Regions from separate parts of the Homo sapiens genome. Here region 2 is linked to region 1. The links are chromatin loops, found by intact Hi-C in ENCODE. Cell type or tissue: dorsolateral prefrontal cortex. All regions are shown on one strand. Links, peaks and the distances in the headings refer to the core of each region. The heading gives the core; the rest is flanking DNA. Region 1 holds the start of ARHGAP20 (Rho GTPase activating protein 20). Region 2 holds the start of LOC100132078 (a long non-coding RNA gene).

Evidence for each region. Hi-C counts contacts between places; a loop is a spot of excess contacts. Peaks named below come from ENCODE experiments on the same cell type or tissue, not always from the same donor. Only the 100,000 strongest peaks of a DNase experiment are listed, where the experiment ranks them.
Region 2: it touches region 1 in a loop (2.4-fold over the local background); 5 of 110 quality-filtered maps call a loop at or near these places.

Annotation. Positions count from the first base shown.
Region 1 is chr11:110,708,967-110,719,215 of GRCh38, forward strand. It overlaps ARHGAP20 (Rho GTPase activating protein 20), which reads right to left and starts at 3,471. Exons shown (of 15, transcript NM_001384657.1): 1 at 3,161-3,471. The coding sequence starts at 3,265. RefSeq lists enhancers at 1,690-2,335, 3,318-3,819 and silencers at 3,343-3,402, 3,423-3,582. In dorsolateral prefrontal cortex, for the core only: a CTCF peak has its summit at 4,405; DNase peaks (open chromatin) are centred at 3,745, 3,995 and 4,385; H3K4me3 peaks cover 1,673 bases; H3K27ac peaks cover 1,567 bases.
Region 2 is chr11:111,417,549-111,427,797 of GRCh38, forward strand. It overlaps LOC100132078 (a long non-coding RNA gene), which reads right to left and starts at 638. Exons shown (of 4, transcript NR_046085.1): 1 at 1-638. It also overlaps a transcript of BTG4 not described here. RefSeq lists an enhancer at 384-493. In dorsolateral prefrontal cortex, for the core only: a CTCF peak has its summit at 5,655 (motif pointing left); a DNase peak (open chromatin) is centred at 5,653.

The DNA.
Region 1 (10,249 bases), core at 3,363-5,862:
CTAGTGGCTACTGAATGGACACTGTAGATAAAGGCGTTCCATCATTACACAATGTACCACTCAGTGGCACTACTCTCCCCTAATTAGGAGAGAGGAAACTACACCACAGAGACTCACCACTTGTTTCTCTAAACGAAGTTTTATTACAACACAGCTATGCCCATTCATTTCTTCATTGTCTATGGCTGCTTTAGCACTATAATGGCAGAACTGAGTAGCCTGTAACAAAGGGCCTACAAACCTTAAATATTTAGTATCTGGTCCTTTAAATAAAGGTTTGCTGACCCTGCTCTGAGCCATAAATTCTGAGGACGGGGCCATATCTGTCCTGTTCACTGCTGTACATAACCCAACTAATATTTACGGAAAATCTAATATATAGCAGACACTATTCTAGGTGCTGGAGAGGCAGCCCTAAGCAATACAGATAAGGTCCCTATTATCATAGTTTTCAATCTGGTGACAGATGTGGGTAACAGATAACAAGCAAGTAAATAAGAAAATATCAGGCCAGGATGAATGCTAAGATGACAATAAAGCAGAAGGTATAGAGAATGACTGAGGAGCACTTCCACTTAGGTAGTCAATGGCAGGCCTCTGCTAGAACCTACGATCTGACAATAATATGAAAGTCAGGACTGCAAAGACCTGGGGCTGAAGCACAGAGAAACACCATCAAGGCCTCAAAATAAGAATGAATTTGATGACTTGAAATATGAAGAGGAAGAAGGCCCATGTGGTTGGAGAATACACAAACAAGGGGGGGATGCATAGATGAGGTGGCAGAAGTAGACAGGGCCAAGAAAAAGGGGTCTGAATTTTATTATAAATGGATGAAAAGCCACTGCAGGATTTTAAGCAGGTAAGCAACATGATTAATTTACATTTTAAAAGATTATTCTGGTGCAAAGTGGTGACTGGATCAAAGAAGGGCAAGAAAGGTGTTAGGCAAGTTAAGACATTTCTGCAAAGGTACAAGTGAGAGATGGCGGCTTGGCTTGGACTACACTGGCAACAGTGGAGATGAAGTGGAGAAATTCAAGACACGTTCGGATTGACAATAGCTTCCCTGATGGATTGGTTGGTGCAGAGAGAGGAAATGAGTTGAAAACGAATCCTAGATTTTTGGCTTGAACAACTGGGACACAAAGGTATGAATTACAGATATAGGGATGTTGCAAACAGTAAGTGCTAACATTTATTAAATGTCTATTATATGTCATTATTCACTGAATTTCACATTTAATCTTCCCAACGATGTTGGAAAGGTAGGTACTGGTTTGTTAATGTGTGAACCTGTTAAGTTTCATAACAAACGACAGCATCTTAAGGACGGTGGCTATGATAAGTAAAAAGAATGTGGGAAAAGAGCGAAGCAACCCTTCATTTATTGGACAAGTATTACTTGATAAATGATAATAAAGCTCCTCTTTAATGCTTCCTCCCTTTGGCAGTGTTATACCCTTAGTAAAAAAAAAAGAAAAAAAGAAAAAACTGTTCAGAAAAATAAATCTTTGATTTTCTTCCAATTCCTTACGTTTACAAAAATAAAATGCTTTAAGTTTTAAAATTTATGTCAGTAAATGTAGGGCTAGCCTGATAAATTCACGTTTTATTTGGGAAGACTTGACTACACACACACACACTCCCTCCATCTCCGAAGGGGAAAAGCGACAAGGACAAACCGCAGCCTCAATACATCAAAGGCTGAGCTGGCACTACAGCCCATACATCATCAAGTTCACGGACACCCCTAGATGGCTCCGTGACACGGTCAAGGTCCTTGGGAACTCCCACACATTTCTATACTCGGCACACCGATCACCTCTCTTCAACTGACCTCTAGCCAACCTAAGATCCTGGTGGGAAGATTTATGAAAGGCAGTAAAATCAAGACAAGCAGGGAACCTGCGTAACCCCTTTAAGTCTCTAATGAAACAAATGCAATCCCTTAAGATATTTCTTAAGGAAAAGCTAGAAGATGCCTCTAATCGCAACTTGTTTCCAGAAAAGCTGGAAGGGCACCACTAAGACAAGGCAAAAAAAAAAAAAAAGGCAAAATATCGGAAAGTCTTATGCTGGAAGCGGGGGTGGGGAGGCGGGGGACAGGCAGACAGGGCTAGAAACACCCAAATCAATTCCTCAGGGAGCGAAACGGCAGAGGCCGGCAGCCCGCGGCCCACGTGCACTTGCTCAGGGAACCGTTCCAGCGAAACCTGACCCGGATCGGAATCCTCCCGCAGCACAGCGGCCGTGTTTATCGGAATGGAACGCTACAAGTTGTCACCTGCATCCCTCTCCCAGCTTTGACAGGGAACACGCGCTGCCCCCACGCCCACACCGACACCCGGATCCCTATCCAGCCCGGCCAGAGTCCCAGGGGCCAGGGACCAGTGCAGGGAGAAGGTCCCCCACCTCAGCCCTCAGGACCCCCAACCACAGCCCACCCGCCCCCACCCTGCTCGGTTCTAGGCCCAGCCGAACCTACATGTCCCCGTAGTGTCGAGCGTTATCATCCACAGTCGCCCCTCAAACTGTGACCCCCACCTGGGAGACCCGGAATCATCCAGGACCCTGGTGTGGGGGGCAGTACTCCCCATATCTGCCCCCCGAAAACTGCTATGGAGCAGCCGCGCCTCGGCGGGCAGGTGAGGGGGCCGAGCCCACCAGCGCCGCAGCCCCGCTGCCTACCTTCTTCAGCGCCGGCTGCCGCTCCCGGGCAGACATCGCCGGCCCTGACTTTGGGGCTGACACCGCCAAAGGGCAGTCAGTGCTCGCCCAGGCCACTTCGGGAGGCCCAGGGGCACGGCGAGGGGTCGGGGAAAGGCGATCGCCCACTACAGCCCGCGCGCCTAGACTGAGGGAGGAGCCGGGCTGCAGAACCGGCGGCGGATGGAGACGGGAGGGAGGCTGCGAGGTCGCTCGAGGAGAGACTAAGGCTCTAGAAACGGAGAAGCGGGCGCTCTGCGGGAGGCGGCGGCGCTGCCGCTGGCCGTCAAGGGCGGGAAGTGTTCTGGGACTCTCATTAGGGGCCGCGAGCCTCGAGCGTCAAATTCCCGCGGCGTCCGCCTAGCGCGCTGCTGTGGCGGGCGCGGAGGGCGCGCGCCGGCAGTGGGGGCTGCGGCGGCGGAGGGCACGGGCCCCCGCTCAGCGTCCTCACCTTCTTGGTGCAGCTGCCTCCCGCGAGCCGAGACACTCCTGTCAGGGAAGAGGAGCGCCCCGGCTGTCCCCCTAGAGTCTCCTGCTGGGGGGACATCGCTTCCATGAAGAAAATCTTCAAACAAATCCCAGCCCAGGAGGAGGCTACACGATCATGTCCGCGGGCTGCCGGCCGGAGGGGCGAGGACGCGCGGGCGGAGGCGCGGCTGCCGTGCTCAGGCAGGGAGCCGAGCTCCGGGTGCTCGCCGCGCGCCTCCCGTCGGGGCCATGTACCTCCGCCTGCGCTCGACACCGCGGGCTGGAGGCGAGTGCAGCGGCGACAGCCCGTCAGCGCCGCGGCCCGCCCCGCCTCGGGCCCGCCCCCTCCGCTCCGGGCGCCCTGCGCCGGGGCCCGCCCCCGCAGCCCTCCTCAGCCCTCCTCCAGCCTGGGCCCTCCTAGCCTCGTCCCAGCCTGCGGCGCGCCTGGCGGGCGTCTCTCTATATATGTTAGCACACCGGCCACCGGCTGACCTTTTCGGTCTGTGACTCCGCGTGGGTGCAGCCCGCAGGAGCTCATCGGCCTGTGTCACGCACGGGGGCCTCTAGTGCACGGACACGCGCCTCTCCCGCCACCTGCCCACTCCCACCAGACCCCATCCCTTCCCGCGCCGTGCCCGCGGCGGAAGGCGCCCCTGCAGCGCGTGCATCCGCGGAGCGGTGGCGACCTCAGCCTGAGCAGAGGAGTTGCAGTGATTCCTGCCTCGCTTTCAGCGGACTGCGGAGGGAATCCCCCACCCCACCCCACTGGGGATAGGGTGGCACGTCGCAGAGTGTCGCAGCTGTACAAATTTGGAAGCCCACAGCATCGCCTGACCTCTTGTGCAATCCCGAACGCTAGCCTGTTCGGGTAACCCTGAGTGGGCTTCTGCAGCCGGTCATGTCAGCGGCCCCTGCACATTTGCACCCGCGGTTTCCGCTGTCTGCAGGCTGCAGAGACGGGGGCATTCCAAACGTGAAAGAGCAATGAAGGAAAATGCAGACAGAGCGAGGACGCCGAAATTTGGCTAAGCTATTGAGAAGGCTACAATATGTGGAAGTGTTTATCAGATATCTGCGCCGAGAGCATAACTTCCTGTCAGCCCAAATAGAGGCAAAAATATTTTAAAGGCCAAAGAATAATCAGAGGGAGAGGATTTGGAGCTGACCCGCGTTGAGCTGAGTGTTGCTGCACTTTGCGGGGCTGGTTGACTGGTACGGATGATTCGGTAGATGGCATTCTTCCCTTGGAGTCAGGACTAGAGAAGCAGTGGCGGATTAGTGAGGAAGGACACCACGCTATGATATTAGGTTGTGGAAGGGGTTTGGTTTGCTTTTGTGGTAAGAAGAAAAAAATCGAGGTTCCTGCCAGGTTAGGCTGTTATTAGGACAGGTTGTAGAAGAATAGGGCTCTGGCCGGCTCTGTTCCAAGGAAGGGATGCTGTCCAACACACACTCGCGCGCGCACACATCACCACCATGCCCAGGAATGGTTTATTGTGGAAATAATAGGGGGAAAATGTTCCAGCCCGTTTTAAGCCTTGTCCACCTCACACTGTTTAAAGTAGGCTTACATAGGCTTTATAAATCACACACACGTATAAATCACACACACGTATAAATCACATGTATGATTTGTAAATCATCTATTATTGTGTTTATGTATGTGTGCATATACACACACAGTTTTTCATGGCTACTCTCTTTTTGCAGCTGAGACCCATGTGCAGCGACAGGACTTTGCCCCCACCATAGAGTTTGTCATGAATTCTACACGCAGAGGGCTTTGCAGTTCCTTTCATTCCTTGCTGAAATCATCCACTTACAACTCGTTAGCCTCTTTTGGTTCCTATCATAAATGCACGCTCCCAATTTTCCTTACTCTGTTTTATTTCGATAACACTTATCTCCTTCTAATATATCATGTAATTTACTTAGTATGTTTAGTGTTTATTATCTATATCTCAGAGAAATGCAAGCTTCCAGAGGGCAGGAATCTTTTGTGGGCTTTTGTTGTTGTTGTTGTTATTGTTGTTCTTTGTCGTATACCAAGTGCTTGAAGCAGTGTCTGGTGCAATAAATGTTCGTTTGCTAAGGGAATTAATGAGGCATACAAGGGTTATGAGATAGATCTTAGAAGGGCCAGACTGGTAGAGTTGGTTGTTTCACTCAGAGTGTCCCATGTTTCTGTTTGTGATCTTCTTTTTTGCACAGGTTTGATCTGTGATCAATACTACATGTTCCAAATCAAAGTAGTATTTTACTGCAGATTTGGAAAACTCACTCTTACTTCTTAATTTTTAAGTGCTTTTACTTCAAAACCCATTAGTTTTGGTTTGCATAGAAAACTGTCCCATACCTAAAGAAAACTGACTTTGCTCAGATTAATGCTATCACCAGAATCGTGTTTTAAGAACACAAATTTGATCACATCACTCCCCTGATTAAACCCTTCTTTGGCTCCTTGTGTTTACAGAATAAATTTCAAATGCCATAGTATGATATGCAAGACTGCCTATAAACAGACATCCTTGCCTCCACTTATTTCTCTTGTCATTTATTGCTCCTCTTCAACTCTCACCCTATTCCCTGTCACATTGAATTCGCCAAGAAGTCACCTTCCAAGAACTCGCCTTGCCTTCTCACATCTTTGTGACTTTGAACCTGCTGTTTGCATTGCGTGGGAAGTTTTCCTTCTATATTTCCAACCCCTATTACTTTACACTTAAATATCTAATACTTGGTGCATAGTAAATGCCCAGTAAATATTTGTTGAGGAAATAAATCTCCCAGATTTGAATCAATAATTACCTTAGAAAAATCTTCCTGACTTTATTTCTCCTTATCTAGCTACCTCCACACACCAACCATACACATGGGGCATCCACTGTAGGTAACATTTATTGATTGCTTACTTAATGCCAGTGAGTACCTGTGGGTAACAGGTAACATTTATTGAGTGCTTACTTAATGCCAGACACTGTTCTAAGCATTTTACACACATTAATTTAGTTATATCTTTATAATCTATGAGGTAGCTTCTTTTACTACCCCATTTTATAGATGAGAAAACCAAGCCACAAGGATATTAAGTAATATGCTCAAACAGCTAGTAAGTAGTCTTGCTGAGCTTAGAACATGGGAAGTCTGCTTCAGAACCTGTGTTCTTAGCCACGTGGCCAACTGCCTCTCCTGTGTGTATTTCTTTGTCTTTATAACACATATTACATTATACCATTACCATCTGTTTTACTTGCCTTGAAATAGAAGATCGTATTTTGTCTTTTCTTCTTTATGCCAGGCACACAAGTATGCTCTCAATGAATTTTTTTTCAATGTCTTACCTTTGAAAGAATGGATGCAATATTAGAAACAACCATCTTCATCTCCATTATTATGCTGTACAGTTTAAGGAAGATACTCTGATGGGAAAGAAACAATTCTGGACTATTCATTAGACTGTGAAACTATTTTCCATGCACTAGGAATGTTATGTTGTAGAAAAGGGTGGTGCCAGAAAACAAAAATGATAAGACAGTTAAGGGAGTGTGATGACCTATGTCTGACAAAAGCAGAAAGTATCCAGAATATTTCGAAACAAATCTTAAAGCAAACTACTAGGAATAGCAACACTTAACAGCTGGGAAATGCCAATAGCAGACCTTTAGCAGAAACTAAGAATGAAACCAAAAGGTTTTGCCAACCATTAGATTAAATAACAGTGAAGAAATTTAACTATAAAAGGAAATGTTTGGGCCAGGTACAGTGACTCATGCCTATAATCTCAGCACTTTAGGAGGTTGAGGAGGGAGAATTGTGTGAGGCCAGAAGTTCAAGACCCTGTCTCTACAAAAAGGAAAAAAAAAATAGTGGGGTGTGGTGGCACATGCCTGTAGTCCCAGCTACTCAGGAGGCTGAGGCAGGAGGATCGCTTGAGCCAAGGAGTTTAAGGTTACAGTGAACTATGATTGTGCCACTGCACTTGAGCCTGAGTGACATAGTGAGACCCTGTTTGTTAATTAAAAAATAAAAAAGATGTTCATGAAACTCATTCATTCAATGATATTTATGTGCAGGATACCGTGCCAGGTGCTTGGGGTACAGTCAAGATGAATCCCCAGAAATAGTCCTTGCAAACCCCAAGATGCACACAAGAATCATTCACTGCTATCTAAATACCCTACATGAGTGATTGCAAACTGATGGCCATCTGGGCGAATTCTGGCTTGTTTTTCAACATATGCACTTTCTTTTCAAACTTATTACTAACCTTAAAAATCAAAATATTTCAAATAGAATTCTGGGTTCTCTTGAAAAAAAAAATCAAGAAATTAACAACATTTAAACTCAACTTCTCCAAGGAGCCAGTCAGCTAAAACTGACTCATAGCTGTGTTATTTCATTAAATGCTCAAAACAACCCTAAGGAAAATGCACTCTCATAGTCATCACTGTCCCTAGTTCTGGGAAACTACAAACAAATAAGGCAATGGAAGGTGAAAAAGTGGCAAGAGACATAGAGAAGAGGCCAGGGAATGAGAAACACAAAGTGGGTGCTTTTTTAAAAAAAGTAAGCCAAAGTAATAGAGTTTTTCAGGAACAGAAACGGTCGACAATATCTTCCGCTGCAAGAGAGTAAGCTGGTAAAGACTAAAGTATAACGAGAAGAGAGAAAGTTGAGACTACTCTTTCAAGAAGCTTGGCCCAGAATGAATATGAGAAAGGGCAGGAGCTATCAGAGGAAGATGGGATCTATTTTATTACTAAATTAGAGGGCAGATCTGTTAAGAGTGAGGCAAGATGTTAGTCTTCACTTGGAAAACAAAGCCAGAAGGAAGTGTGTTTCTAGAAGAAGAAAGTGATCAGTAACGTCAAGAAAGATGACTGAAAAATATCTACTGAATTTATCAACCAGCAGGTCATTGATGAGTTTATCTGGAAAGGCTTGAGTGAAATGAATGGACCAGGGATTTAGAAGAGAGGAAGAAGTGAAGACAGTGAATGTGCACAACTCTCTTGGGAAGTATGATTGGGACAGGGAGGAGAGAGAGCTGAAGAGGATAGGAGTTTGGAGGGAAGCCATATGGGTGTAACTGTAGACATGAGTATATTTAAATAGTGATGGGAAGACATTAGGGGTGACCCAGAAGCTGAAGACACTGGGACCAATGGGATGGGAATGGGACCTCTAGGGCAAAGATAGAGGAGTTAGCCTAGATCAGAGCAAGAGCAGTGCTTTCATTATCATAATAGGAAAGCAGGAAAGAATGAGTGCTAAGATAGAAAGCTCTTCTGATGTGTTCTATTTTCTCTGTAAAATAGGCACTGAATACAGTTTGAGGCTAGGAACTCAAAACATGTGTGTTCCGTTTGTGAATCAGTGAATTCTGCTGGTATTGGGCAGCAGGGCGAATTTAAGGGTTGGAGGAGAGTTGAATGTTCTAAACAGACACTGAAGAATGAGAATAAGCAAGGATAAGTTTGTATTGAGGGCTCAGCTGAAGTATGAAGCCATGAATTTATAATGGACTGCCTACACAGCCTATGGTTTCTCTTCAAGGATTCATTCAAGGAGAAGGTATGCCAGCTGAGTGTGATGAAGAAGAATAATGCAAGAGAGTTGAGAATGGTGGTGAGAGAGCAGTTGATGGGGAAGACCATGGCCTGGGTTCTTCCTCACTCCTTAAAAATCACTAACATGTCTTTCTTCTGGTTTCCTTCTCAAATAATTTTGTGGTCTTATTTCTTTTTTCTTCCAGCCCTGAAACACTCAGGGATTCACCCTCACTCTTCCTGGTGCCCTTGGAAGCCTCTGTGATTTTGCCCTCATTCCTTGCATGTAATACCAACTGAGTCCTTTTTAATTACTTCCCTGACTACCTCCCAAACCTCCCTACTGATCACCCAAACTGACTCACTTATATGCTGATATGATTTGGGTGTGTCCCCACCCAAATCTCATCTTGAATTGTAGCTCCCATAATCCCCACCTGTTGTGGGAAGGACCCAGTGGGAAGTAGTTTAATCATAGGGGCAGGTTTTTCCCATGCTGTTCTCATGATAGTGAATAAGTCTCATGAGATCCGATGGTTTCCTAAAGGGCAGTTTCCCTACACACGCTCTCTTGCCTGCCACCATGTAAGACATGCCTTTGTTGCTCCTTTGCCTTCTACCATGATTGTGAGGCCTCCTCAACCATGTGGAACTGTGATTCCATCAAACCTGTTTTTCTTTATAAATTATCCAGTCTTGAATATGTCTTTATTAGCAGTGTGAAAACAGACTAATACGTATGCCTCGTAAACACGTCAAACTCCAATAGGTCTAAGGCTGAATTAATATTAACTCCTTATCTCCTTCCCTGACCCTTACCAGTTCTCTGTAACTTCCACCATCATCTTCCTCAGTAGCTGAAGCTTAAAACCTTGTGAAAATGACAGATTTTGCTTTATCTTCAAACCTATTCAACAGCCTCTCACCCCACTGCAGCCCAGTCACTCTCATTTGACCACACAATTGACCACCAAGTTCTCTTTACTCTTATTTTGTAAACCTGAGATCTTTCCCTTCATTTTTATTTGCAGCCATACCCACAGAAAATTTCTGTACTCGATTTTTTTTCCTAAAGAGTTTTCTTCCCCCTTTGTGTATTCCTTGGGGGAATAAAAAATGGTGCACTTTGGTGATTCATAAAAAGATAAACACAGAATTACCTTATAACCCAGAAGTTCCACTCAAGTGCTAGGTATATACCTCAAAGAGTAAAAAACAAAGTCTCAAACAGATACTTGTATGCCAGCATTCATTGCATCATTATTCACAATAGCCGAAATGTGGAGACAACTCAACTGTTCATCACCAGATGAATGGATAAATGAAACGTGGTATATACATACGATGGAATATATTCAGCTTTAAATAGGAATGGAGCTTTGATACATGCTACAATATCAATGACCCTTGAAAACATGCTAAGTAAAATAAGCCAGATACAAAGGACAAATATTGTGTGATTCCATTCATATGAAATATAGATATTTCATATTCTAGAGAATAGGCAAATTTATAGAGATAGG
Region 2 (10,249 bases), core at 4,373-6,872, 710 kb after region 1:
CTTGGACACAGGGACAGCATGAACTGCCCCTAATTCCTTGGGTGCTGGGTGGTCTGCAATCACTCCCTCATAGCACTGTCTGAGGGCTGACCACTCAGCTTGCAAAGATATCTAGGCACAATTTGTTTTCAAAAGGCTTGCATGTTTGTTATTTTTTGAACTTTGGCTTTAGATCAGTTTGGGTGTTCTCCAGAGAACAGCCACTCTGCTTCGGCATTGAAGCGTTCTCTCACTCACGCTCTCCTCCCTACTCCCAAGTGTCTTGAATCACTGCTGCATTGCAGGTTCATGCATCTGGACTGTTTTCATGTTCTTGGGGCATGGCGTCTATTTTATAAACACACGGTCAGTTTACACTGCCTGGGAACTTAGGGGATTTCCTCTCTGTGGGAAACAGCTGTGAGGAGCTTGACCAAACTTGGCTTTGTGGAGAGTAAGACGTCGCCTCTGATCATCCACGTGGGGCAGCTGCACTGGCTGTGTTCCTGTTGTTATGCCTGAGGATTCTCCTAGAAATCTAAGCTAAGAAGGGAAGCTCATTATGCTCTCCTCCCTGGTTTCCAGTTTAGTTGTTCATGAGTGATTTTGCATATCATAAAACCCCATGTCTGTTCACCTTCACGCCGTCTGCCAGCAGCACCTTAAGCCATCTGACTGCTGTGGGACCTCTGAGGCCACAGAATTATGGCATCATGAAGCTGGAAGGGACTTTAAGAGAGCCATTCGCCCAACACATTAGATGAGCACTTATTATGTGCAAAGTGCTGTGCTAGATGCCATGGGTGAAGGAAGGTGAGAAAGACCCAGCCTCTGTCCTCAAAGAACTGACAGACTTTAGGCTTGGCCATCATCATCACAAAGCATTCTGTGACCTTCTTCTTCAGGTGGGCTCAAGGTGTCCTCCTTAGTTCATGCCCCCTGCTGAGCACTATCACAGCACCTCCTATGCTGCAGTGAAGTGATCCTCATGTCTGTCTTCCGCATAGAATGTGAGCTTCCAGAGGGCGGGACCAACGATGCTGGGTGACATGGAGATTCTGCAGCGCCTATCATAAGGTTTTCATAAAGGGGAAATAAGATTAAGAGTAGAAACACTCTATTTACTAGCTACTTAGGCTAACCACCAAAACCAGAGGAGGTTGGTAGCTCCCTGAAGCAGAAAGAACTAGAGAAGCCAAAGGGATACCACCAACCTTGAGAGTCCATGAAGAAGCTGGGAAAACCGGAAGCATCTAAGCCACCGTTCTCTTGGCCCTTCTGCAAACCCTCTCTGCCACGTCTGCAGGAGTTTGTTTTAGTTCACTAGGGCTGCCAAAACAAAGTACTGACTGGATGGCTTAAAGAACAGAAATTTACTTCCTCACCATTGTGGAGACTGCAAGTCCAAGGTCAAGGTGTCAGCGGGGTTGTTTCTTCTGGGAGCTCCTCTCCTTGGCTTCCAGATGGCCGCCTTCTCTCTTTGTCTTCATATGGTCTTCCCTCTATACCTATCTGTGTCCTAATCTCTTCTCATAAGGACACCAGTCATATTGGATTAGGGCCTACTCATATGACCTCATTTTACCTAAATAACCTCCTTAAAGACCTTATCTCCAAATAGAGTCATATCCTGAGGTACTGGGGATTAGGAAGTCAACCTATAAACTTGGAGGAGAAGAAGGAGGCTGCACAATTCAGCCCATGACAGAAGTTAACACTGATGCTCAGAGAAGTGCCAGTGAGTCCCTGATAAAAGCTACAGCCAATCAGTTCAGGAACCAAGAATTAGGCCTGTAACTGCCTTCCTTCTTGGCTGACTGACAACCCTAGAGATACAAAGCTTCATCCAGCACTGGTAACCGAACTTAACTCTATTTTGCCACCACCACTTCCTGTACGTGCCCCTCGCCCCTTGGCCTCCCCACAGCACTGGTGCTACCTGAGGTGTCTGTATTTGAGCCAAAGGCAAGAGAAGGTGTCAATACGGAAGAGAGAAAGAAACATGTCTCCCTTGGGACTAGGGTGGGAAATGACAAGGATGGAGGCAACTTCCAAGGAGAACCACTGGCTCGCTTCCCAAGCTCATAAGCAGAACATAGAAAAAAGGTCCAAATGCCCTGGCTAGATGGAAGAGAGCCAAGCCACCAGCAAGTACCAGCAGCGGGTCTCTGACTGCCAGCCAAGGCCATGGCGCTGCCAGACAGGAACTGACATGGAGCAGAGAGAGAGGCCTGGCAGCGGGATGGCTTCACCCTCCACACAGCTTTTGCTGTTGGCTTCTGCAGGGTCATGAGTCCTCAGCAGCCTCAGTTCCCAGAGTCACTCTTCACTATTGGGTGCCAGTTGGCTAAGTGCCATATTGGAAAAAGAGTACGGGATGTGAGCTTCTAGATGAACCAACCCATTATAATCAGACTTGGCTTAGTTTGGCCACACATTGCCAAGACAGGAGGGAGGTGTTGCTGACTCAGCACCAGGCACCCAAGGACAGGCAGGTCCAGAAGTGGCTTGAGGTAAAGGAATCTACAATGGACAACTGTAGTGTCCTAGAGATGCCTAGGGTCCAGCCATTAAGCTGTAGTCCAGTTCTCTCGGCAAAGGAAAGTTCACAGTCTATCTTCTCAGCTGCCCCTGAATCCAAGTCTCAAGGTGCAAAGTCCTGGAGGACTTGCAGACACCAGCTGCTGGCTTGTCCAGGAGATATTAAAGTTTCCTTTAAAATCATCCCAGCAGTCCAGATGACCTGCTCTTCAACCTCATCCTGAAATTGCATCCACAGCAGGGTAGACCAATCTGAGCAGCCAGCTCTGGAAGTGAAACTGAGGAGATCATAGCCAACAATCCTCCTTGGACCAGGTGGCATTCTGGGCTTTGCCTGGAGAAAGCCACATTTTTTACACAAAGACCAAAAGACCAAGGATCAGGAGGAAGAAGGCAGTGGGCATGGTAGGGTGTGGACTCTGCCTTAGCAGAGACTCTGGGGGAGATAAAACAGGGGGAGATGAGACCATGATCATCTCACAAGAGTTAAGCCTCAAAAGTCACAGGAGCTGTATGTAGAGCTACTTTGCCCACCTGTGGTTCTCCCCTGTAATGGGTAAGAACAAGAAACAGCATTCAACAGTTTGAGACACAGTTTGTCTAGTAGAATGCCAGAGGGATTGCAGTAGCAACCTGGTGACCCCGTTCATTCATGCATTCATTCAACACATTTTTATTGAGCACCTAATTTGTGCCAAGCATTATGCTGAGTGGTTGACAGGATAAAAAAATAAACTAACAGGCCTTACCCTCATGAAGCTTACATTCTAGCAGAGAAAAATGAATCAATTATACAATTCAAAACACTAATAATTGTAATAAGTGCTACCAAGGACTTTGAGAGTACATGATGGAACACAATCTTGGAGGTCCCAGAAGGCTCCTTTGGGAAAGGGACACCTAGGCTAGTCCCTAAAAGGTGAGAGTAAATTACCTAGAAAAAAGGATGGGATAGGGATGGGAAAGAACATGCCAGGAAAAAGGAGTAACTTATGCAAAGGCCTTAAGGCTGGAGAGAGCGTGACAGAATCAAGGAACCAAGGTCCCAAGTGGCTGGAGTCCAGAGATTGGTGTGCAATGGATCTCAAGAGCCTAGCTCTCAGAGAGGGCACCTCATATAGGGCCTCGTAGACTATCTAAAGGGTTTTTATCTCTAAGAGCAGCCAGAGCCATAGAAGGGCTTGGGGGAGGATGAGATGGCATAATTAGCTATGCTGACCTGAGCATTCAGCCCTCCCCTTTACCTAATGTTGCCTCCATACAAAGGAGGAGACCTGGCTTTGTGTCTGAGTTCATCATGATCTGAAAAACTCCAAACTGGATAATTCATGAGAGCTACTTTGCTTCTAGCAAGCACAGCTAGTCAACCGATTTGCAAAGACAAAATTTAGGTTTGCACGTGTGTTTCCCGAAGGGCAGGATGTCCCTGTGGGCTCCCATCTGGCTACCAATTAACTGATGTCTGCACCTTAGAGGCATAGACCTGCCCAGCTTGCAGGAAAGAGAAAATGGGGCTAACTTCCCCAGCAACACTATAAACTAAGGCTTACAAAAAGTAGAAGGCGGCTGGGCGTGGTGGCTCACACCTGTAATCCCAGCACTTTGGGAGGCTGAGGCAGGTAGATCACAAGGTCAGGAGTTCAAGACCAGCCTGGTCAAGAGGGTGAAACCCCATCTCTACTAAAAATACAAAAATTAGCCAGGCATGGTGACAGGGGCCTGCAATCCCAGCTACTCAGGAGGCTGAGGCAAGAGAATCGCTTGAACCAGGGCAGCAGAGGTTGCAGTGAGCCAAGATCATGCCACTGCACTCCAGCCTGGGCAACAGAGTGAGACTCCATCAGACAAAAAAAAAGGCAGAAGGCATGGCAGGTCACAGCAATTTTTCGTGATACCATTGAGACCAAGCTCACGGGAATCAAAAGGGCCCAGAAGTTGCTGGAGAGCAAGTCAACCTCTCCCTATCTCTGAAACTCAGGAAAACAGTCCCTTCTCTATGCACCAAGAGAGAATCTCTAATCTATCATTCCAATAGGATTCTCCTAAACTGCTTCAAGCCAGTCTGTTTTTTTATCCCAAAACAAAAGGATGCAGGGGAGGGTCTTCTGGTCTCAGCGACCTTCACAAGGGAGCCCCAGCAAATCGTTCCTCCAGCTCTGAGCCAACCGTGCACCAAGCTCAATCTCAACCTAAATATTCAAGGCACAAAAATTGATCATAGAGGTCCCCAGTAAGGGCAGAGTGGTTCTGAAAAAGACCACACTGACACACTTCTGCTGGACTTCCTCTCATGCTCATGAGAAATGGCTGCTGTACGTGGCCTCTGAGACCACCCAGGTGCCCTCCTGCTGGACACTCAAGATGGACATTCACAGTGCTCACCCCACCCTGCCACCCCAAGAGTCCTGGAAATGCATGTGCACACAGGCCTTCATCGCCCTAATGCTCACATGGCCACCAAGCGCAGGCTGGAATAGAAGGATGTGTCCTTTGACCTTTTTGTCCTCTCTTCCCAGACCGAGCCTGGGCATCAAGTGCACAGGAAGACAGTTAACCTGAATCACCACGTGGAAACACTCCTATATAGAACCTTTGTGCCTCAGGTGCAGAGGATCAGCCAGGGACAGGACAGGGTGACTCCCGAGGCCAGAAACAGGACAAGGTCCCTCCCCTGCTCAATAAGAATGGACACGAGACACCCATAGGACACACTCAGGAACTCCAAGTTCTGTCTTGGCCTCCCCCATCCCCAGCTGGCAGCCAATCCCCAAAAGCAGCTGTGGGTGGAGAGGGAGGGCAGTTTTGGATTCTATAGACTATAAAGCAGGTGCTGTGGCAGCTTTGGTCTTAGTAAGGCTGCACACCTCTCTGTTTTCCCCCACCTTAGTGAGACTCCCTGTGTCAGGACATTGGTGCATTTTCTCCCCCATGCACTGGACACAGTGCATTTCCATTTCTTTTCCAGGTGGGGACCCTGTAGCCAGTGACTCCTGACCTGGCTGCTCCTCAGCAGACACCTCAGGTTCCTCCTGCAGAAGAGACCCCTGTTGGCCACTCCTAAGCCTTCCTCAGGTGCCTAGATAGCCCCTCCACCCCGAGTCAGCAAGAAGGGCCACCGCAGTGACAGAGCTCCCCCTACTGAGAGCTCGCTGTGGTGGCGGGCCCGGGAGACCGAATGAGGCACTCTCTCCCCTAGAAATTAGATTCTGGGAACATCTTCCAACTCTCCCCCAATCCACTGCTCCCAAATAAGGGCAGCATTATCTGGAAGATCCTAAGAATCAAATCCTTTTACATCAGTGCCATATCTCCATTGTCAAAACTTGAAATAACTCCCAGGACAGGCCCTTAGCCCAGCCTGGGCCAGACTAATGGCATGTGTTCCAAGGTCCCCACTGCACCGATCTCAAAGCATCATGTGCACCAAACCATTCAGTTAAGCATTCCTACTAACTACCTCCCAGAGAGCTGGCCTACCCCTCCCCAAAGGAATTCTTAGACACCTTGCCCACCCTTACACCACAGGCAGCTGAGCCCAAGCTGACAACTTCCAAAGGACCTGTCGATATCAATGACAATAAATAATAATATAACATGCTTGGTTCTCAAAGTATATGACATTCATTTAATACACAAAAACAATGCCACCACCCTCAAAAAATAGATATCACCATCAGATGAGGAAATTAAGGCATAGAAAGATGAGAGACATGCCAGGATGAAAACTCAGCTCCTTACACATAAAGACCACTTTCTGGAGGAGCTGTGAGCTGAGGACTGTTAAGACGAAAGGACATTGGAACCAGGAAATCTCCGAGGCCTGAGCTCCTTTCAGGGCCCTGCCAGAAGAGGAGGCCGAGAAAGCCAGACCTCTCCCTCCCCAGGTGCTAAGTCACCACAGAGACCCTCCCCAGGTCACCACAGCCTTAGAACCACCACCACCAGTGGTGACAGAAGCCTCATGGAGGAGCAAAATAGGTGAAGGGAAATGAGCACAGGCTCAGAGGCTTGACCAGCCTCTCCCATCCTGCCCATCGCAAGAAACATGTTCTTCAGAGAGCTCTTAGCTAGAGAAACACTAAAGGCCCTCACAGGTTCATCTTTAGGGCATCTCCCATCCACAGCCCAAGTCGATACAATCCAGTGCCCCAGGATACTGAGAGTGACACGGATAGATGATGCTCAATTTGGGAAGCAGCAAGGGCAAGGAAAGCAAGGAAACTAGCCTGGGCTCTAGAGCTGGATGACTTACAAAATGTTGGTGTCACTATCTAAAAACAAAGGAGTCAAGAGGAACACCATGGGGTGAGAAAGGAGATGATGAGTTAACGCGAAAATGCTGGGCGTCCTGCCCCACAACTTGGCATGGAATTCACCTCAATATAATTTTTGCTGTAAGATGACAGTGCTAATTTGTTCACATTTATTACAGTTGGTTAATCCACCCAAATAATTCATTTATTTGAGGCCAATAAACTGAATGCTAACTGGCCTCAAAGTCATTCATCATCATTAAGTGGTAAGGTTATGTGGTTATTAATAAACCAAGCCTGCAGATAAAAGATTTACGGTCACTTAAGCATTTGTTTATTAATTCAATAAAATTAGGCCAGATGTAGTGGCTGACGCCTGTAATCCCAACACTTTGAGAGCCCGAGGTGGGTAGATCACCTGAGGTCAAGAGTTCGAGACCAGCCTGACCAATATGGTGAAACCCCGTCTCTACTGAAAATACAAAAATTAGCCAGGCGTGGTGGCAGGTGCCTGTAATCCCAGCTTACTCAAGAGGCTGATGCAGGAGAATCACTGCAACCTGGGAGATAGAGATTGCAGTGAGCCAGGCTGTATTAGGTACTTTAAAAGATTAATAAAAACAAGCCCGGTCCCCAAGTAGCTCAAACCTTACTAGAGAAGAGATGTGATGTCAAGGGCCATGAGAGGGGACAAACTGCCATGGCAGTTTAGAAAGCGGATGAGCAGGTCCTTCTGTACAATCATAGAGGGCTACATGAAGGAAGGCGCCATTTGGGCTGGACCTGGGAAAATGGGTAGGTGTGGAACAAACTTTTATCATGGGGCATGCATTCCAGGCAGAACGTGTGCAAAGGAGGAGGTAGGAAAAATGAAGGGTATTTTTTAGAAGCAGTAAGGATTCCTGGAAGACAGTGGCAGCATTTCTGGGTAGGGGGTTCACAGGTGTTGTTGAGGCCCTGCTGCATGCCAGGCACTCTGTACCATAGGCAGGCTCCATGCTGATCATGGAGATAAACACATACACAAAAGACACAGGAGCCCTGGCCTCATGGAGCTCATAGTCCCTCCAAGGATACAGTCGAAAAAGAAGACTGGAGAGCCCCCAGTGCTGACCATTTAAGGAGCCTGGGGACTTGGGGGTTAGCAATGGAGAGTTAATGACAGTTTTTAATGCTGCAAGGTTATGATCAGCGCCTTTTAGAAGATTTATCTGGCCCGATAGTAGAAGAAAAACTTAAGAAGAAAGACGGGAAATATTGAAATTTCAGTTAAGAAACTACTGTAGTAACCCAGATGAGAGATAATTACCAAAATCAGAGCAGTAGGTAGGAAGAAAAATAGGGTATGAATGCAAGAGATACTAACCAAGCAGACTACACTCAATCTGGGAACTAGCAAGGGCAAGAAAAGCATCGAAATGGATCTGAGGGCGGGCACAGTGGCTGACGCCTATAATCGCAGCTCTTTGGGAGGCCAAGGTGGGAAGATCGCTTGAGCTCAACAGTTTGAGACTAGCCTGGGTAACATAGTGACACCCCATCTCTACAAAAAATTTAAAAATAGCTGGGCATGGTGGCACACACCTGCAGTCCCAGCTACTCGGGAGGCTGAGGTGGGAGGATCACGTGAGCCCTGGAAGTTGAGGATTCAGTGAGCCGAGATTGCGCCACTGCACTGCAGCCTGGATGACAGAGCCAGACCTCGTCTCAAAGAAAGAAAAAAAAGGAGAAACTGACCTGGGCTCTAGTGCCTAGGTGATTTACAGAATGTTGGCATCATTATCCAAAAACCAGGGTGTCAAGAGGAGCACAGCGGGACAAGGAGGAGGGTGATGAGTTCATGTGGGGTATGCTCAGTGTCTTCCCACAATGAGAAAGTGGGTGGTCCAGCCAGAGAGAGGTGAGAATTGCCAAGAAACCATGAAAGCAGTGACAGAGGAAGGGAAGGGAAATGAAAAAAAAATGGAAAGGAGGACTGGATTGAGAGTGGTTGTATCTACACATTGTATAGATCCTCCTGGCAGAAGACTCTAGCACCCATGGTTCTCTCTCCGTGTCTCCAAAGCTCTTTGGAAAGACACTTTCTTTGGCAAAAGAAAAGGAGAACACACAATAGAGAGAATGTACTGCAGAAATATGCATGGCAAATATGGCAGGGATAGGGAAAGGGGTTTGCATTGTAGCGGTGGTGGGTGGACAAGGTGTTTCAATCTGTAGTGTTCCCTTATAGTTCTAGCACACCTTGGGCTCTCCTCTCACAGTGACTCTCCCTCCATGCTCCAGAGATCCTGACTCCTCAGTTTTCCCATTGCTACCAGAGCCCAGGCCGGCCTGAATTCCAGATGATGACCACCACTAGATGAGAAAGACCAGATCAGAAGTCACCCTCTTCACCAGCACCCAAGGCTTCTTCACCTACACTCCCCTTACCACGCCCCTGTATCACACTGCATCAGAGGCAGGCAGGCCCGGGCAGGTTTGGCACAGCCAGCTCCCAGGCCGGTGTGGGAAAGTTAATATCACCCCGGAGTTTACTCAAAGTGTATGTGCCTTAGCAGAGCATGTTTTCTGGAGCTTCCCTGGGAGCTCACCAGCGCCATCAGAACATTTCTCAGTCTTTGCAAACACAATTGATTTACAATCCCACCACTGAAGTCACAAAGACAGAATGAAAATCAACTCCCCACAAGGATATTATTTCCTTGAAGAGACCTAGAATGATCTCAGTGACAGAGTTTCTTCATAAGTGGGTAAGAAAAAGTCCCTGCCTGCCTCCATTTTCTATTGGAACATCTCTTTTCTCTCATAATGCTGTTAAATATACCCCAGCAAAGTGGAGCTACTAAATTGAAATCATTAAGAAAGGATCAGTTCTCTACCCATCTCAGCTCTAGAGACTAGAGGAAAGGTGAGATCCATTCACAATAAGATGCTCTTCTTTCTGGAAAAAGGCAGCCACATCACAGACCTCTCTGAGCTGTGAAATTGAGCAGGACCCTTTGGTAGAGGCCTAGAGAGAGGGGCCCATGGCGGTCAAGAATAATCATGGCCGCTCACCCAGCACTGCCGAACACCCAGACATGGGACCTCTGCTCACAGCTCTCAAAGGACCGCTCTGATCTCACCCAGGCAATATGTGGCCAACTCCATATAAAACAACAGAAGAATAAAAAGAGATTTTTTTTCCTAATAAATATTCTTCTGCCGCTAATCCACCCTTTATAACTGTCAGGCTTCATGGGGCTGGCAGAAAGCCCATCAGATAACAAGGCAGCTGTGACCTGAGAAACGTGAGAAGAGGAGCAGATTAATAAAGATGAAAAACATGTTTGGTAACTGTGTCTGAGGGGAGGTCTCAGGGGAGTCTTTAGAGGGATACTCTGGCAGCTCGGGGACCCCAAAACCAATGCCACCCAGAAGCTGCAGCTACCCCAAGGGGAGGGGTCAGTCAAATGTGGTCCCTGAAAGCAAGCAGC